2 separate regions of the Mus musculus genome follow, and region 2 is linked to region 1. The links are chromatin loops, found by intact Hi-C in ENCODE. Cell type or tissue: left cerebral cortex. All regions are shown on one strand. Each heading gives the region's core, and the rest is flanking DNA. Links, peaks and the distances in the headings are about the cores only.

Region 1 (5,381 bases), core at 217-5,216:
ATACCCAAATGAAACAGAGGCACAGATAATCTTAAATCCAATCTTATAAAGATGACAGAAACCTTTAAAGAGGAAATGAATAAATCCCTCAAAGAAATCAGGGAAACATTCCAACAGTTAGAGGCATTAAAAGATTAAGCAGGCTGGAGAGATGGCTCAATGGTTAAGAGCACTAACTGCTCTTCCAAAGGTCCTGAGTTCAAATTCCAGCAACCACATGGTGGCTCACAATCATCTGTAATGGAATCTGATGCCCTCTTCTGGTGTGCCTGAAGACAATGACAGGAGAGTGTATTCATATACATAAAATAAATAAATACCTCTTTAAAAAAAAAAGATTAAGCAAACAAATATAATGAAATACAGGAAAATACAAACAGGTGAAGGATATGAATAACACTGTCTGAGACCTGAAAATGGAAATAGAAGCAATAAAGAAAACAGAAACTGAGGCAATCCTGGAGATGGAAAACCTAGGAAAGAGAACAGGAACTACAGACACAAGAATCACCAACAGAATATCAGAAATTGAATACAGAATCTCAGGCAGAGAAGATATGATAGAAGAACTCGATACATCAAACAAAATGAAAAATCTAAAAAGTTCATGACACAAAACATCTAGGGAATTTGGGACACTATGAAAAGATCAAACCTAAGAATAATAGGAATTGAAGGAGAAGATCCCGAGAGCAAAGGCCTAGAAAACGTTTTCATCGCCATCATTGAAGACTGAGATCCCTGTAAATGTACAGGAGAGTAACAGGATCCCAGGAAACTTTTAATGGCTGTGAGTTAGGGAGGGCTTTGTCTTCCTTCAGGGACACACTTCCAATGTCCCCTTTAAACATTTTCTTCATGCTGGTTGGTGATGGGAACACTTTTAATCCTAGCACTGATGAGGCTTAGTCTGGTAGACTTCTGTGAGTTCCAGGCCCTCCTCCTTCACAGAATGAGTTCCAGGGCAGCAAGAGCTTTCTTGAAAAAATAGGGAGAAAGCAAAAGAAAACGGAAAAATTTTGAGACAAGCATTTCCTTTCTCCAATTTTACAATTCATCAATCTCTGATAGAAGTAGATCATGAATGAACTAAACCCCCCACATAGAGATGGCATTTTATATTAGGTGGCCTACTAAATTATAATTTAGCAGATTAAGTACTCACTCATAGGGTAGGACACAGAAAACAGGAAACAAATAAATTAACTGAGAAGGAAACTATATTACAATGTACTTTCTCCATACCTTGTTTATGTCAAAGTCACTAAAAAAATGGAAATAAAAGCATGGGTTCCTAGGACATCCTTGGGCAGAAACAAGAATGAACTTCAAAAGAGGAGTCACAAATATATTAAGAAAAAACAGGCATGGAGAGTAGCAGGGCAGGGCAGGGCAGGGCATGATGTGAGGCGTTGAGACCCAGCTTTGCCTCTGTCTGCAGCCTTCAGCTCTCATGGCTGCTCACTGGTGGCACCTCTGGAGCATCCAGCAATCTCTTCCTTTGGTTTGCTTTGGATGTGTGCTTTCCCATGGTTGGCTCTTTAGGCTGTTGCATATTCACTAGAGCCTTCACAATGTGGAGGGTAAACAACAACATAAAAAACAAAACAAAAAACCAATGTGGAGGGTTAGGACCTCTGTTAATACCTGAATATCTTTTGGAGGCACATGACTACCAAAATATGCATAATTTCTGATAATATTCATTTTCTGGTATTATATTAAAGGCACTTTGTAAAAGGGAAGACCACAATATTGAAGGACATAAAAAAGGTTTAGAAGATGTAGAAGGTAATTTTCATGTGCAAGAGGATATACTCATGTACCTCTGAAGAAATTGTAATATAACCTGAAGTTTTAAGGAAAAGCTACAGTGTAAATAAGGCCAGCTTTGTGATGCTTTTTTTGTTTGTTTGTTTTTGTTTTTTTCTGGCTGTCCTGGAACTCACTCTGTAGACCAGGCTGGCCTTGAATTTAGAAATCTGCCTGCCTCTGCCTCCCAAGTGCTGGGATTAAAGGCATGTGTCACCACTGCCCAGCGTGATGCTTATTAAATTCTCATAATGCCACATACCCCAATGCCAGGTACCTGATCAATGTTTTGAGGGCATTTTTTCTAAGAAACAACACAAGGAAAGAATGCCTTAACAGATGTCACAATTTTAGTGATAGCCACATGAGAGCCATGTTGTACAACTGCCTGTCCATTTGGGTTCACACCATTCAATTATTGTAAAAGGCATAAGCATTGTTGAGTGTGTGCCTTAGTTACGGTTCTATTGCTATGAAAAAACACCATGACCATGGCAAGTCTTATAAAGAAATCTATTTAGTTGGGGCTGGCTTACATTGTCAGAGGTTCAGTCCATTATCATCATGGTAGGAGCATAGCAGTGAGCAGGCAGTCAAGGTGTTGAAGGAGCCAAGAGTTCTACATCTTGATCTGATTGTACCCAGTACAGGACAGGCTGTCTTCCCTAGGTAGCCACGAGGAGGCAGTCTCCCACACTGGATGAAGCTTGACCATAGGAGCCTCAACACCCACCTCGCTAAGTGCCACACATCTTCCAAGGCCATACCTACCCCAACATTGACACACCTGAGTCGTGCCAATCCCCATGGGCCAAGCACATTCAAACCACCACATTCCATTTCCTGGCCTTACATCCTTGTTTAAACACACAAGTCTATAGGGGCCATCATAGCCACAATGCAAAAGTCCCCATAGTATATCATAGTCTCAACAATGTTTAAAAGTCCAAAGTTCAGAGTCTCTTCTGAGACTTATGCAATCTCTTAACTGTAATCACCTGAAAAAAAATCTCAATCATAATGGAAATTGTGTATTTTCAACATCACAGGATGCACATGACCAGTCCAAAATTATAGTGAGGAAATACTGGACCAAAGCCAGACCAGAAATCAGCTGGGGAAACGCCAAACTCTGCATTTTCATGTCTAATCTCTAACTCCTTTCAGCTTTGGTGACTGAAACACAATTCTTTCTCTTGGCTGGCTCCACTTCCTATTAGCAGTTTTCCTTGGCAGGTATTCTATGGCTCTGGCATCTCTAATATAGTCTCCGAGGCAACTTCAACTTCACACCTTCTTGTTCCAATGTTGGGGATCCACACACATTATCTTCTGGGCTCCTCCAAAGGGCTTGAGTCATATCTCCAGCTCTGCCCTCTGTAGCACTCTGCGCTGTTCTTGGTGATCATCCCTTGGTTTTGGGCTCTCCAGTATGCTCTGGTCTTGTGCTCCAACTAGGCTCCATCAATAGCCTCTCAGGCAGACCAAGAGATCGGGAATGTAAAGGGTAGATGAAAAATAAAAATACATCCCCACCCCTAGGTAATCTAAATGGTTGGATTATAAAGGGAAGGGCCGCTGTGGGAAGCAGGGCTGTAGAAGTTCAGGGTAGGGTCGGGGCATGCCAGCCAACTCTGTAAGCAGTATGGACTGAGGGATGCAGGGAGAAGTTGACAGACAGCCTCTGCGCTGATAAAGTACCCACCTTAGTTTTTTATCCCTGGTTGTAGGACCTAACATTCTGTGCCCAGGAGGAAGAAGGGGAAATACCTACTGTGTGAAGGAGAAGTGCCGGAATGACTTTGCAATCCAGGCACAAGTTCAGCTGCAATGCCAATCTCCACAGCTCTGGGAAAGTTCTGTCCCTGCAAACCACTGTGCATTGTCCCTGTAAGGCACTCTTGACTCTAGAGTGTTAGCGCCTGTCACAGAGGCCTTATTAACCAATCAGAGCCTGGATTCGGACTGCCAGTCAGAACGGAGGCGGGCACTTCCGCCACCATGCTGCAGGTTTGACTGTGAGTCTTAGGGAAGCTCTTGTGGTTCTGTGTGCTGCTTTTTCAACTGCTGCTAGGAGCTGTGAGGAGAGTGGGTGAGCCCGGAATCCGCACCATGGTGAGCGGGGCCGCCGTCCCCACGCGGGGAGGATCTGCGGGAGCCCGGGGTGCGGGAACCGGCGGCGAGACGCGGGGCCCGGTGTGATTCCCTTTGTTCCCCCTGAGGTCCCCTCATCTCCCAGGCGGAGGCGGGACCTCTGATCGACTTAGTTCCCCTCTCTGCGCCTGCGTACAACTTGGGACGCCGGACCTGCTGTCCGCAAAGTGCAAAGCACCATTCAGTGCACGCGCATGCGCGGGTTTCACGGTAGCCAGATTTTCTGACTTGCAGAGCTCTAGTTTCTCTAGAGTCTTCTAGAAGTTCTTCACTTGGCATTTGCCATTCAGGTGTGGGCTCCATCTCCAGTGAATTCTGCGCAGGTGTAAAGTCTGTGCTATTAACACATTCGCATGCAGATGCCACCGTGGTCCAATCCCATGTGTAAGACCAGACTTACTGGGTTACCTACATTAACTGTGTTGCTGTTTCTGAGTGCTCTCTCGTGTTTTGTTGGTCTCTTTCTTTCTCAAACAGCACAGTCTTTATCGCAGGTGTAGGGTAACTTAGAAGCCAGACGGTGTCACTGTGCTGTTTATTCAGCCTTGTGTGTTCATGTTTTCTTTCATGCTGACCTTTTGTCATCGGCTTTCTGTCGTTCATTGCAGAAATCGTTAGACTCTTTAGTGGACGTTTGTTGAATCCATAGCTCAGATTGTGTCCTGCAATAATACTGAGACTTCTTGTCTACAATCTTGCAATTTCTCTCCTTTGATTGAATTCGTTGATTTTTTTTTTTTTATTATATATTTATAGTTTTGGCAACCGATATTTGTCCCACTTCTGTGTATTTCTGGCCATTTTATCCATGGTGACATATAAGAGATATGGGGATCTGTACTTTTAATTTACTACATTTGTTTCTTGTACACAAGTGTTTGGCTTTCTTGTATTTGTGTTTATCAGTTGGGTGTTTGGTGTCCATAGAAGACCAAAGAGGCCATTAGATGTCGCCACCAGGATCTAGGAATAATTTTTTACCACCATGTTAGTGCTGGGAACCAAACCCAGCTCTTCCACTAGAGCAGAAGTCTTAGTTGCTGAGCCATCTCTTCTGTCTTAAACTTGACAGACTTTGAAAAATTTGCATGTGAGTGTGCCCATTTCACAGGCTGAAAACTGAGGGTTAAGGTGATTGAGGTTTGTTAAAAGTCTTGTGTTTGGGAGTTGGGAGATGTCTCAGAGGTACTGTTTGAGACTCGGTCTGTTTGACACAAGCTAGAGTCAGACTGGCCTGTGGGCAAATGTGTAGGGTATTCTCCTGATTAATGATTGATATAATAGTGCTTACCCCACTGTGTTTGGTGCCACCATGGCCACCAGTCAAGATCATTTGTACTTTTGTGGCTAGGAACAATTGCTGAGGACCAGCCTCAGTTGTTTTGGGGTTCTTGAGAATGGGAGGATTGGACCAG
Region 2 (5,381 bases), core at 132-5,131, 190 kb after region 1:
CCCACTGGACTCAGGCCTGGGTCTGGAAACTAAGAAAAACATATACAGGGGAGATATTAGCTAATGTAACTACAAACCAGGAACCCATATTCATGTTGACCTTTGCTCACTGATGTCCAGTTTAAATGTCAGGTTGTATTACAGAAAGGAAAGATGGGGTTTACCTATACAGATAGAAATACAGACTTTACAGTTCTACACATGCCCTGCAGCTGAGGCCCCTGGTTGCCAGAAAGAAGAAAGTTTCCATTACAGAAATAGTGTTTCTAAGACTGTGGATTCCAGAAAAATTCCCTTAAAAGGATTCTGGCCTTGGGCAAACAGGAAAAACCCAGAGAATCAGGCTCTATTCCACAGGGAGGGACTCTGGGGATGGAGTTAAACATTCCCAGGCAGAATTCAGCCAAGATTGCTGCTTTTCCTTAGACACATGGCCTCTCTGTACTACATATGTATAGGAGCATACTAGGCTTTCAGCCCACTGACTAACAAAACTCACAGTAACAACCCATATTATTAGTGTTCTGCTTTGTAAGTTAATTCATCTGGATATCCAACAGTATTGCTGAGCCTTCTAAACTACTTTGTGGGCATATACTAATGGCTTGACTAAATATATCTCTTTTGATCCTTTACAAACTAAGTACACAGGTTGATCAAGAGCTAATGCTATTAAAATGTTTCTATTAAAACAACAGTTAGAGTCCCTTACAGAAATGATCCTACAAAATTGAAAAGGCTTCAACTTACTTCTTCTGACAGAAAAGAAATTATGTCTGGCTTTGGGGAAAAACCCCTATTGTTTCTATGCTATTTAACCAGAACTAATTTAAGAATTACTGCCATGGTTAGGGATAAAATTGATACTTGTCTCCATTTTCTTGGTCCTCTGGCTAACTACTCTGCTTTTGGCACTGACTGAGCCTTTAATTTTCATTCTGATTGGATTAACAGTGGGGTCCTACATCTTAAACTAAAATAGGATGAAATCATGATTTGACACATTCACTAAGACCAGTGGGGAATGTAACAAGGGCCCTGACTCTATGATGACAGTACCATTCAAGCTGTAACTTCAACACAGAGACAGTACCATCTGCCAACAAAAAAACACAAAGGCCTAGTCCATCAAAGTCCAAAGTTATGGGATAGTCTCTACATGTACTACCTTACTCATGTTGTCAACATGGTTTTTTGTGCTTAAAAGCTCCTCATGAAAAAGGCTCAGGGGTATACTGGGATGGACTTGCCTTAGCAGGGAGCTGAGCTAAACCTTGACTAGAAAGTAATTATGTGGTTTCCTGCCATCTTGGCTCTTATATCACTATCATATGGATTTTAAGCTATGGATCCATAGACCCAATGAAAAGTCTAACAATTTAAGCTATCAACAACAGAAAGCAGATGAGAAACAGTATTCAGTACTCATGAATGAAAATTGGTTAACAAAAGATTGAATATATACAGTACACACAGTGACATTCTCTGACTTCAATTGTCAAATACAACTGCAATAAGGGCTATATTGTAGCTAAGCAGTGGTGGCCCACACCTTTAATCCCAGCCCTTGGGAAGGAGAGGCACATTTGTACTTCTGTGAGTTCCAGGCCAGCCTAGTCTACACAGAGAAATCCTGCTTCAAAACAAAACAAAACAAAACACAAACAAAACCCCCATACACAAGCAACCAACCAAACCAAGCAAACAATCTAATAAAAAACAACTTCCTGGGGAAGAATAGAAAGATCGACAAAATATGAGAAGGAAAAAACCCACACCATTAAAATTGTGTCAATTTTGACAACTTAGGCAGGGGAACACAGTGAGTCTGGCCTTACTAACACACGTGACTGGACCACCGTGGCATCCACATGCGAATGTGTTAATGACACAGACCTTACACTGCGCACAGTTAACTGCGATGGATGCTACACCCGAATGTCACGTGCCTGGTGCAGAACTTTAGAGGGCACAGAGAAACTAGAGCTCTGCCTGTCAGAAAATCTGCCTTTCCTGGAGACGGTAAAAGCAAGTGAGGCGCTCACTGCATGGTGACGTCAGCATCAGGGATGTTTTCCCACAAGGGCTCCGAGCTCCCCATAGTCGGAGCAGGGGGTGGAACTCAAGGAGGTCATTCAGGGAGGTGCAGGGAACTCAAGTGAACAAACAGAGAAACACCTGACGCTGATTCCCCGCAGCCCCTGGACAAACACCACAGGGGCCCCGCGGATCCGCCCCGCATTTGGACAGCGATCCAGCTCACCATGGCGCAGGCTGCAAACTCGCACAACTCTCCTCCCAGCTCCCGGCAACAGATCACATCAAAGCACACGGAATCACAGCCGACTTCCACAGAGCCTCAGCCAAGACTGCAGTATGGCGGACCGGAAGTGCTCTCCCCATTCTAACTGCTCGGTCCATCTGGAGTCCCTGATTGGCTAGTGAGGCTTGAGTGACAGGAACAGCTCCCACAGTGACAGATTGCACTGATGTTTCCAGCCCTGGCTTCCACCTCAGGCACAGAACTGCCCCAGACCTGAGGAGTTTGGCACTGCAGTAGAACTTGAGCCTGAACTGCAAAGTTGTCCCCACATTTTTCCTACACTCAGTAGACACTCTTCCTTCGAGTAGGCACAGGAGAGGGTCTCTAGCTTGCAATGACCATTAAACAATGTACAGGGGGTGAACCCACTGCTTCACAGCTATATGGGCGCCCAGCCCGTCCAAGTCGAACTTAAACTACCTAATTGATACGCACCATTCAGGCATTAGCAATTACAGTAATGTTGCTCACATTTCTCTCCACTGCACATTAGTAGCCAAAAGATTAACTTTCCCAGCCTTTTGTGGTGACACTGGCCTATCATGTCAGCATTTGGGAGGTGAAAGCTGGATATAAAAACATTTACGTCTGGTCTACAGAGTGAGTTTCAGAACAGTCAGGAAAAACCAAAACAAGCAAACAAATAAAATGCAAGAAACTTGATTTATGGCACCAAATGCAAACAATTAGGCTTCCCAAACAGGAGGTGACCAGGGTCAGATGATAGATATAGACAGTTTGAGATTAGCATGTCTTGCATAACACAATGGCTCATGTTAACCGAGTTTGTTAAGATGTACTGCTCAGGCAGATTATTTGTACATTATCTCCAAGGCATTTCTTTTACATTAAGCAACTAACTCTACTCTGAGTTGGCAAAGAAAAGAAAATCAAGGAAGACAGAAAGCAAAGACATTTGTGATGAAAGGAGTAAGAATCATGAAAAGAGGACCTGTCCAGTAACACCCTTTGCAGGATGTGTCAAGGTCTGTCTTTCTGTACAGACTTTGCCTCAGGCCTGCTCAGGCTGTGCTTACACAGAATCCAGACTGGAGACTGGAATTATTTACTGTGTGCTCTTCTTACCTATAAGGATCTGGGACCTAGAAGGCTGGTCATCACACATCTGGGCAGTGACTCCCATTGGGACTAAGGTGCTAGATGTCATGTATGTGTCCACAACATTGCTGTTCTGTACCTATGACACTTGCTTATGCTACTGGGATGACCACACAGGTTCTGGGTAAATGACAACCACACATGAAAAACCCCCTACTCTGGTGTGTGTGTGTGTGTGTGTGTGTGTGTGTGTGTGTGTGCATGGTACAGGCCACAAGGCCCTTGCCTGCATGCCTTCCATCTGACAGACCTTACTCTTGGTGGTGGATTTCACCACCAAGCATCATTATCATGCTGTCTTACAACCTCCGTATTCTGGACTTTTAAAATTCAGTGCAGGCCACCACTTCCTGAGGGTTATTCAGGTAAGCCACTCAGGGACATATCTTGCCTAGCAGGTGAAGTTTACATTGCTCCTCTCTCCATCACTGCTGTGCATCTAGATCTGTTCCTTTGACATCTCGGAACAGAAAGCGGTAGAAGGAAGTGTTTTTTAAGACATCATTGTACATATATGGCTGCTTTCCTACGTTTATACCTGTCCTCAACATCTGTGAAGTGTCCTTCGAGATTAGAAGAGGCTTGTTGGATTCCCTGGAAGTATAAGCATTTGATAGCCACCATGTATGTTCTGGGAATTGAATCTTAATCCTTTGGGAAAAAAACAACTAGTGCTTTTGACTGCTGTCCAGTCCAGGTAGAAGTAAGACTTCAAACCAGCCTACAATGAAACCTTTTCTCCTAACTTTGACTACAAAGTGGCTCCTGGGAATAAAAATACAATATTAGATAACTAAATAAAGGGCAGGAGAGATAAGATCATTGGGTTTAGAACACTGGCTGTTCTTTCAGGGGATCAAATATCAATGGCTTGAAACCACATTGTAGCTCAATGCAATCTGTAATTGCCATCTCAGAGGACCAGAGACTCTCTTGTAGCTTCTTCAGGGCGTTGCATGCATGTGGTCCACCACATACATGTAGTAAAAATACCTATAAATATAAATAAAAATTGAGATTCTAAGAAAAGTAGATAATTTACATCATGAACTGGACACTCTGGTGTCCTTAACCAAAAGTGGCCATAAGTGAAACCTGAACTGTGATGGTGGTGTCAAGATGTCTGTACTCACTATCTTGACAGATGGAAGGCATGCAGGCAAGCACCCTATCATGAGAAGCTATTTAAACTTAAAGTCTGTATGATGCTAGGGTTAGATTTGTGTTTGGAAAACTATAGCCCTATAGAATTGATTGGAGAGTATCAAAAGTGAGGTCAGATTCTAGGTAAAATGATTAAGACAGATCTTAGTTATTGACATGGGAAAAATCTACCAGAAGTGAACTTAGCATGGATGTATAGGGGTGAATGACTAGGATAATTAGGGCGCTAAGGGCCTGCGGAACCCAATAGAATCAGAAAACTGAAAATGTGTAGTTAAAGGATGATGAGCTTGGTGTCCTCAGACTGAATCTTAATCCTCACATTCCTGATGGCTGGGGATTCTGACTTTGTTTGAACCCTAATATACACATCATGGAAAGAGATAGCCAACTCCTACAAGTTGTTATCTGGTCCCACGTGGGGAGCATGACATGGACATGACCCTCCCCATACAAGCTAGCAAACAAATAAATATAATTTAAACATTAAAATATATCTACATTCATGTAAGGAAAGCTACCCATCCCTTCAAAGTTGGCAAGGATCCCGCCTCAGTTTTCTTCCTCAGTGCTGAAATCAAAGATGTGTTCTAATTCTCCTCAATCCTTGTCTTACAATTCAGTTTGGTGACCATTTATCTCAGTTCAAGGCACCCAATTCTGAAATATGGATACCATCCAAATAAACTCAGTTGATCTGTTCCTTATGTGATATTGAAGATTAGAACACTCCTACTAAAAACTACTATCTACTTGTATCTGTTTACATTGCTAT

Evidence for each region. Peaks named below come from ENCODE experiments on the same cell type or tissue, not always from the same donor. Only the 100,000 strongest peaks of a DNase experiment are listed, where the experiment ranks them.
Region 2: a loop joins it to region 1, with 2.7 times the contacts of the local background. A loop is called at or near these places in 1 of 42 quality-filtered maps.

Annotation. Positions count from the first base shown.
Region 1 is chr10:82,044,303-82,049,683 of GRCm38, forward strand. Zfp873 (zinc finger protein 873) reads left to right here and starts at 3,821. Exons shown (of 4, transcript NM_001319203.1): 1 at 3,821-3,927. The coding sequence starts at 3,925. It overlaps Gm46195 (a long non-coding RNA gene), which reads right to left and starts at 3,746. Exons shown (of 2, transcript XR_001779681.1): 1 at 3,587-3,746; 2 at 2,145-3,284. In left cerebral cortex, for the core only: no CTCF peak of the experiment used is centred there; DNase peaks (open chromatin) are centred at 3,052, 3,797 and 4,093; H3K4me3 peaks cover 1,587 bases; H3K27ac peaks cover 1,162 bases.
Region 2 is chr10:82,238,908-82,244,288 of GRCm38, forward strand. It overlaps Zfp938 (zinc finger protein 938), which reads right to left and starts at 2,368. Exons shown (of 4, transcript NM_001105557.2): 1 at 2,264-2,368. The coding sequence starts at 2,266. In left cerebral cortex, for the core only: no CTCF peak of the experiment used is centred there; DNase peaks (open chromatin) are centred at 2,097 and 2,428; H3K4me3 peaks cover 1,633 bases; H3K27ac peaks cover 994 bases.